Regions from separate parts of the Homo sapiens genome. Here regions 1 and 3 are each linked to region 2. Evidence: chromatin contacts called from ENCODE Hi-C or POLR2A ChIA-PET data. All regions are on one chromosome and are shown on one strand. Each heading gives the region's core, a stretch centred on a gene start or an enhancer-like site at or near the end of the contact. The rest is flanking DNA. Distances are from core to core; before and after follow the strand shown.

Region 1 (2,700 bases), core at 142-2,641, 120 kb before region 2:
TCATATTGTATCAATTTCTATAATTAGAATGAGATAATCTGGGATTACTGGTATCCCTAGCCAAAAGAAAACATACAATTAATAAGGTCTAGGATGACACTATCTGGTGCTTCAAATTAATTTTATAGTTTTTCATATACATTGTTTAGCACAATCAAGAATAACCCAACAATGTATTTTAAAACCAAGAAAAATAAGAGACAACAGTTCTAGAGCTACAGGGCACCTAGGTTATGAAATTTTTATACACAGACTTTAAGCATTTAATAATATGTCCAAAGATACAAGAAAAACATACACTAAGAACTTTAACTAAGAAAAAAGAAACTATAAAATAAAACCAAACAGATTTTCTGGACATGAACAGTATAATAATTGATACTAAAAATTCAATGAATGAGTCTAAAATTAGATCATACATAGCTAAGGAGAAAATTAGTGAACTGGAAGCAAAATTGGAATAAATAATCAAAATGAAGCATGAAGAGATTAAAGTATGCAAAATACAGAATAGAAAGTAAGAGATACAGGAGATACCATGAAGTCTAACTTTGAAATCCCAGAAGAAAAGCAAAAAGTGAATGAGGCAGAAAGAAGGAATTTTAAAGTTATAGAGAAAGCCTCTTTCAAAGGAATTAAAATCAGCTGGCTTTAGCAATACTTTCTGCAACAATCCATGTCAGAAGAAAATAAAATGACAGAATTCTCAGTCATGGCCCAAGAATTGTATAAGCAACTTAACTGCCATTTTCCTAAATTCAGAAGCAAACTGTGAAAGTTATTCTCTTTTAACTAAAAGAAATGAGCATTGAAGTGCATGATAATTATATTAATATGTTTTACATTTTAGTGATAAAATGGTTTTAATATGTTATTATGCTCTTCTGGACTTTAAATAACTTTTCACATATTATATATATATATATATTTTACTTTAGTACTTGTGAATATGAAGTTTATTAGCCTATAAAAATCCAAAGCAAAAAGTATCCTACAATTGCTTTAGGTAAGGTTTAAAATATACCTTAAGTTTCAAAGAACAAGACAGCAAATATTTGACATAGTCCTCAGTTAAATATTCTTAACAAAATAAATGTGACCAAGAGGTAGCTGAACTCCAGGGAATTTTTGCCTAGTGATGTGACACTGAGTAATCAACTGAAGATAAAATCAATGCCCAGGGAAATTTTTAGTTGTAAAAGCTAATTTTTAATAATAAAATATGTTCAAATTTCATAAAGTTTCTCTCCCAAAAGCTGCTGACAAAAATTTTGCAATCCCTGGGCACTACAGAAAGATGTCTCATGTGAGAGCCAATTAACGTAAGGTGTATTTGGATTCTGTTTGATATAGCATGAGATGAGCTTGATCAGACTAGTATTTAGCAGTGTGTGCTTTTGAAGTTGAGGGAAATTTGTTTATAAATTGCTTAACTCATTTAGCAATGAATATCTCTGGCATACTACCAGGTACCAAAGTTATCTGAAAAGATTCATTTACTTCTAAAGGTGAATCATTTACTACTCACTCTCTAGTTGGGTGAGGTCAGTATTGGTAAAACTTTTCCAATATTGTCTTAATAATATTCATTTCCCAGACTCATAGGAGGGAAAATGTACTCGGTACACACAGCTTCTGGATAATTGTGCTCTATTATATCAAGCTTGATGAGTTGGCTCAAAAAACAATATACATATGAAATTTCTTCACAATTCCAACACCTTGTAAAGGCCACTGGATTCCACATCCCTACAGGATTGACTTGAAGATCATTTCAAGAAGGGGGTCCTTTTAGATCATGTGGTAATGCTGTCGTTGTACAGAAAATAAAATTTAATGCTGAAATAATTATAGAGGCAACTCCATAATAGCAGTGATTTAGAAAATTATTCTCTTTAGGAAATTGAAATATTTTTTGAAAGCCTCATTGAAATCAAAGAGAAAAGGAAATAGAACTCTGAGCAGAGAAAAAGCAAATATCAAACCTACAGAGCATACAGAGCATAGTTCATGTGTGAGTACTAGCAGAAAAGAGGTCAACAACACTAAAACTAGAATCCAAAACAGGGTTCACCAGTCAGAACAAAAGTCAGACTAAGAAAGATAAGCAGCCCAGTCCAGAGTCATTCCACAGATAAGCATGAAACTATTAGATGAACAAGGATATTGGGCAATCTATCTCATGTATGAAAGGAGAACTGACCAATAGCTTTGGACTTTGTATGATGCCGATGTGGGTCAATATCACTCTGCTCTCACCAATCAAGGGGCTTTATCTGGCACTTACACACTGGCAGGACAACGTTTTCAATGTAAGTTCAGTGATTTTAGGTGTAGCCAAATCTTCCCTTTAATGCAAAGCCTTCTTAGTTGACAAACTCATTTGATCTGAATAGATTTTCAAAGATCAAAACATAGGATGAGCAAATAAAATAAACATAGGATCCAAATAAATATGTCAACCTATGGATTAAACAGTAGAATGGAGGGGAGGGAGTAAGAATCAGTGAACTGAAAGGTAGAATACTCGAAATTATTCTACCTGAAGACAGAAAATAGGATGAAAAAATAAAGAGACCAATTGGATTATAACAGGTCTAACACATCACCGGTGTTCTGGAAAAAAAAAAAGAGAGAGAAACAAAACAGGGTTTAAAAAGTATTCAATAAAATAATGGATGAAAACTTCTCAAATTTGAC
Region 2 (2,700 bases), core at 189-2,688:
AAGCATATGTGGACTGCAAAACCTAAAATATTTGGCATCCGGCCCCTTATAGAAAAAGGTTGCCAGCCCCTGTATTGTCTCCCACTAGAACATAAACTCCTTGAGCTCAGGGACTTTGTTTTGGTCACTGTAAGATCCCCAGCACATAGAAGAGTGCCTGGTTCAAAGTAGATGCTAAGTAAATATTTTTAAAAGAATGAATGAATAAAGACAATGAGTTTTATTGTTTGTTTGTTTGTTTGTTAGCCCAGATCTCACTCTGTTGCCCAGGCTGGAGTGCAATGGTATGATCATGGCTCACTGCAAGCTCGACCACTCGGGCTCAAACAATCCTCCCACCTCAGCCTCCCATGTAGCTGAGACCACAGGTGTATGCTCAGCTAATTTTTTTTAATATTTGTAGAGACTGAGGTCTCACTATGTTGTCCAGGCTCATCTCTAACTCCTAGGCTCAAGCAATCTTCCTGCCTCAGCTTCCCAAAGTGCTGGATTATAGGCATGAGCCACTTCTCTCAGCCCAACACTGAGTCTTAGTGAGGTCAGGTGACTTGTCTAAGGTCACACAGGAAGCTGGCAGATGAACCAGGTTTCAAACCCAGGTCCACCTGATTCCACAGCTAGGCCCTGATGTGCAAGAGCTGCTTGAAGCAATGATTTGAACCTTCTTGTTTTCTACCAAAAGGCTTTCCTTTGTAGACTGTCTCTAACAGGCAAATTAGGTAAGCACCCTGTGGGACAGGGGATGAAAAAAGAAAGACATACAGTATGTTGCAGAAAACTTTTAAAAATTATATCATAACATATTTACATCTGATATCAACCATATTCAATGTACTTTCATATACATCATCTCTTAGTGTCACCACATATCTGTCTGTATATGGTAATGAGCGTAATCTGTAATTATGCTCATTACACACATTACAAAACAGAGTTTCAGAGAGGTTAGGGGAACTGGCTTTCACAAGAAATGAGTAGCAGAGACAGAATTGAATCCAGATTTATCACTTTTAGTGCAGAGCTTTCCCCTTTACCAAATTGGACCAACATATATCCCCACAGCTCTGCTGAAGGGTAAAAGTGCTGCCATGGATGTGGAGGAATTTTAATAAAATGGCAGTCACAGTTCAGTCACTTCTAAGAAACCAGGGGCTACTCCATTTCACTTAGAGGTCTGTGGCATACAAGAAAACCTCCTCAGTTATAAACGGCAATCTACCAATGGCCAGAGGCAGCAGCAAAGTAAGAACTTTGAAACTGAAGCAATGAGCAAGAGAGCTGTCAAGCTGACCACATCTTGGGCTTTTACTGGTGTGACAATAGTGCAGCATTTTTGAGCTGCCAGGCCCATGACCATCTTCAAGAAGGAAGCCAAGAAAACTGACAGTTCTCTTAGCTGACACGAATATCCACAGCTGTCACCTCCTGGACCAGCTGCTGAATCTAATCAGCCATCCTCTGAGGCAGCTGACTTTAGAGCCTTAGTGTATTTGGCTGAGAAACCATGTGTGTTACGTGGCTGCCAAGGGCCAGCCTTCTGCGTGATTGCCAGTGTCTCTATGTTTTTATAGAGGAGAGGTCACGATGCTGCCCCCTGGAGTTCATTTGAATCTGACACGCAGCTGTACACTGGCCAAGATACCAGCTCAGAATGCTTGCAACAGTCTAGTTTCAAATGTCTGTCTCTTTGTTGCTGTAAGTTCCTTATGCTGTGTCAGGCCATGTGTGCCCTACCCCCCGCCCAGAAAATGTAGCCTCTATAAACAGCAGCAGTTGAAGCTACTGTACTATATTTGGTCCATTTCTGCATCTCTTCACCCTCCTCACTATAATATGGCCCAACTCTTAGGAAACTGAAATTAAATCAAAGTGTCATTTTCAATGGTAGAATATGCAAGAATTTTAAGTACTAAATGACTATGATTATTAAATCAGTTTAATAATTATAATGTTTTCTTCAAATAATTTATATGATGACTTGGATATGAAAACCTGATGAACTACATAATAACTACAAATGTACCATTCCTTTCGGTACAACTTTAAACTTATGTCTCTGTATTTTAAAAATCTCTTTTATTTGGAAATAACATTAGTAATTGCAATGAAGAACATGGAGCAAAGGTCAAATGCTTTACCTAATATATTCCTTTGTCAAAAAAAGAAAACTTGAAAATCGTTCAAAGTCGGGCATTAGGTATCTTCCATATATTAAGTATCATGCTTAGTGTGATGCTAAGTGTGACATTATATTCTTAGAAAGTGTCTGGCTACTTACATGCATATTCCAAGGAAACTTTATATATGGGGAAGACATATTTGAGAACTCCGCATTTGTACTGTGTTAAGCAATAAAAAGTATACCTTTTTGTTGTCAGGCTTGAGAAAGAGATCCAAGATCTTGAAAAAGCTGAACTGCAAATCTCAACGAAGGAAGAGGCCATTTTAAAGAAACTAAAGTCAATTGAGCGGACAACAGAAGACATTATAAGAGTGAGCATTAACCAATTTTAAAACTGTAATTCTCTCTCAAAATGAATCCACAAATACTATATAATTTTTCAAAGCATATCCACATTTAGATTCTATTTTTTAAACTGTATTAATCATGGAGAATTCTTTTTTCTTACAGTCTGTGAAAGTGGAAAGAGAAGAAAGAGCAGAAGGTATGTTTTTGAATAACTTATTTTATGTTAAACT
Region 3 (2,701 bases), core at 162-2,661, 64 kb before region 2:
AAAAACAATAGTTAATCCTCAGGAACTATCCTTTGCGGAGGTCATTACTGCTACAGTGGGACGGTAATTAAAAAAAAAAAAGTAGGTCCATTTCAAAGTCAGCATGTACAGTATAGAACACTGTGGCCTGAGTGATCACCCATCCAGATTTATATGTATAAAATATAGGTACAATTAAGACACTAAAAGTGTTTATAGGACTTAAAACTTTGCATACAACGCCCTTTTCTTATCCTGTATTCCAAACTTCACCCAAATTCTGCACATTAAGTATATATCAATGAAACTAAAAAAGAGTATTACTTTATGCCCAGTTTCTCTGCCATTAAGAACCACAAAAGGTACTAGGATGGGACAAGTTTCCTCAGAATAATCTGGATGGGTGAGCACTCAGGCCACAGTCTTCTATACTGCTCACACGGTCTTTGAAATGGGCCTGCTTTTTTTTTTTTTTTTTTTTTCAATTATCATCTCACAGTAACAGTAATGACCTCCGCAAAGGATAGTTCCTGAGGATTAACCACTTGGAAGCGGGGAGGATTTTAGGCGATATCAGCACTTCCTCCTCCTCTTCAGGAAATGCCAGGCCTTTACTTATGCAGAACTGCCAAAGTAATTTCGTTTCTAATTAGCCTCAACTCCCCACTTTTACCTGTGCACTGAAACCATAGTTTAACTAAAAAACAGTATTCCCAATTCTTCCCCCTCTGTTTCCCAAGTCTGTTCTGCATCACCAAGACAGTGATATATAGTGCTGAGAAAACTTGAAGAAAATTATCATTTCTCTTTTATGAAGAATTTATTTTCCTTCATTGGAGCTTTTTAGTAACACATCATGACTCTTTTCTGTAGTTGTTTCACCAGGTTTCAGTAAAGCTGCCTTGGTAATGAAGAAAGCAATACTATAATCAAATGTGACCGTGGGTGTCTGTCAGTCATATGGAAACAAAGAGGAACCTTCTGGAAAATAATACAAAAGGTAGTGAGTTCCCTGTGCAGGTAATTTGCCTCCAGGCCCCTAATCCCCCTCCGAGAGAGCATTGCCTTGCCTGGGCACTGGGTCTAGCACCTGTCGCTCTACGGCTCCACAGGACTCACTGAAAGATGCATGTGACTGAGGGCATCTGTTCTCCCACACTCTGGCTATGGTGACTGACCAGCTATGAAACAGGGATGACTAACAAAGAATGGAAGGCCCCATGTTTCGGCAGGCGTTTTAAATTTCAGGGAAATATCTGTGAGCTGGAAAGGAAATGCTGGGGTCCTGCACCTGATGAGCAGCTGATCACGCTCTCAATGTCATCATTATGGTGTGTCATCTAAGAGACGGAATTGAAATAGCTAGACTCTCTGGAACCAAAAGGTCAGACTCAGGCAAAATTAGCTTAGCTTGCTATATGGGTATGACTGTAATCCTTTGCGCTCCCCGGAGTACTTTATGGTCAAGGATCTTGGGGAGAGTTTGCCAACAATTAATCTCAGTAGAGGCCTGTGGGTTTCAGGACAAATCATATTACTCATTTACCTCTTTCTCATCCATAGCATACTCTCACATGTTGCTGCTTGCAGGGACTGAGTCTATCAAAACATATGTAGTAATATTACACCTTTTAACAAGTGATCCTATTGAGGATTCAGTGGTCCGTGCTGAGTCCGAAAGTGGAAAAGCACATAGCAGAGCTGGCCGTGAAGCAATGCCTTGACCAAGAGTGGGAAATGCACCAACATCTTGCCACCAAACTGCCCACCAGCCCCAGTTAGGGGCTTGAAATCCACACACCCAGAAAGCGGGTCTGAGACAGAACTGCCTTCTGTGAAATGTGCTATAAGCAGAATACTATTTTAGGTTCAAATCATAGTCCTGTGACTACAAAAAGGGAGAGAGAGAGATTAACCAAACAAAAGGGATAATTCCACAATCATGGTGAAAATGGCACAATTTTATCAGGAAAATTATCAGTAGTTTTTAATTGCCTGAAAGGAGACTCACAGAATCACAAGATTTTAGAGCAGGGAGCGGTCTTGGATATTATCTAGATCAATTTTTTTATTCTACCGAAATAAAAATGTAGTCTAATATATTTTCCTCAACAACCCACCAGTTAGAACAGGCAGCCAGGCACGGTGGCTCACGCCTATAATCCCAGCACTTTGGGAGGCCGAGGCGGGCAGATCACAAGGTCAGGAGATCAAGACCATCCTGGCCAACATGTTGAAACCCTGTCTCTACTAAAAATACAAAAATTAGCTGGGTGTGGTGGTGCGTGCCTGTAATCCCAGCTACTTGGGAGGCTAAGGCAAGAGAATTGCTTGAACCCAGGAGGCGGAGGTTGCGGTGAGCTGTGATTGCGTCACTGCACTCCAGCCTGGCAACAGAGCGAGACTCTGTCTCAAAAAAAAAAAAAAAAAAAAAAAAAAAAGCAGGCTTCCATTGAAGGGGAGGGAGCCAGGCAGATCCGAGGGGTGCATAAGGCACTTCTTGAGGAGGGCAGACCTCTGTGGGATTCCCCATGAGCAAACCCAATGCTAGGATCAAGATGCTGAAAAGAGAAATGAGAGTACTGGAAGGGCAAATAGAAGCAAAGCAAATATGACATTGCTTCACTTCCCAAGTTCTACTAGACTTTAAATTCCGGCTGGGTGCAGTGGCTCACGCCTGTAATCCCAGCAGTTTCAGAGGGTGAGGTGAGTGGATCACTTG

Evidence for each region. Hi-C counts contacts between places; a loop is a spot of excess contacts on that map. ChIA-PET counts read pairs that join two places held with the same protein, here RNA polymerase II (POLR2A). Pooled maps may share reads with other maps.
Region 1: a loop to region 2 is called in a map of Caco-2, with 1.8 times the contacts of the local background. The contact joins two enhancer-like sites. A Hi-C loop is called at or near these places in 2 of 168 maps with a recorded cell type or tissue (Caco-2 and endothelial cell of hepatic sinusoid). POLR2A ChIA-PET finds 5 or more read pairs at or near these places in 2 of 52 experiments (AG04450 and common myeloid progenitor, CD34-positive).
Region 3: a loop to region 2 is called in a pooled map, with 1.9 times the contacts of the local background. The contact joins two enhancer-like sites. A Hi-C loop is called at or near these places in 2 of 50 pooled maps. POLR2A ChIA-PET finds 5 or more read pairs at or near these places in 2 of 52 experiments (AG04450 and GM12878).

What each region holds. Positions count from the first base shown.
Region 1 is chr1:99,564,685-99,567,384 of GRCh38, forward strand. No RefSeq gene overlaps it. Among named protein-coding and RNA genes, the nearest start is that of LINC01708, 78 kb to the left of the region's middle. Within about 2 kb of position 1,392, at least 2 of the 41 ENCODE cell types and tissues checked have a DNase peak (open chromatin) inside an H3K27ac peak, as active enhancers do.
Region 2 is chr1:99,684,298-99,686,997 of GRCh38, forward strand. PALMD (palmdelphin) reads left to right here. Exons shown (of 8, transcript NM_017734.5): 4 at 2,379-2,493; 5 at 2,633-2,666. Among named protein-coding and RNA genes, the nearest start is that of PALMD, 40 kb to the left of the region's middle. Within about 2 kb of position 1,439, at least 14 of the 41 ENCODE cell types and tissues checked have a DNase peak (open chromatin) inside an H3K27ac peak, as active enhancers do.
Region 3 is chr1:99,620,305-99,623,005 of GRCh38, forward strand. No RefSeq gene overlaps it. Among named protein-coding and RNA genes, the nearest start is that of PALMD, 24 kb to the right of the region's middle. Within about 2 kb of position 1,412, at least 2 of the 41 ENCODE cell types and tissues checked have a DNase peak (open chromatin) inside an H3K27ac peak, as active enhancers do.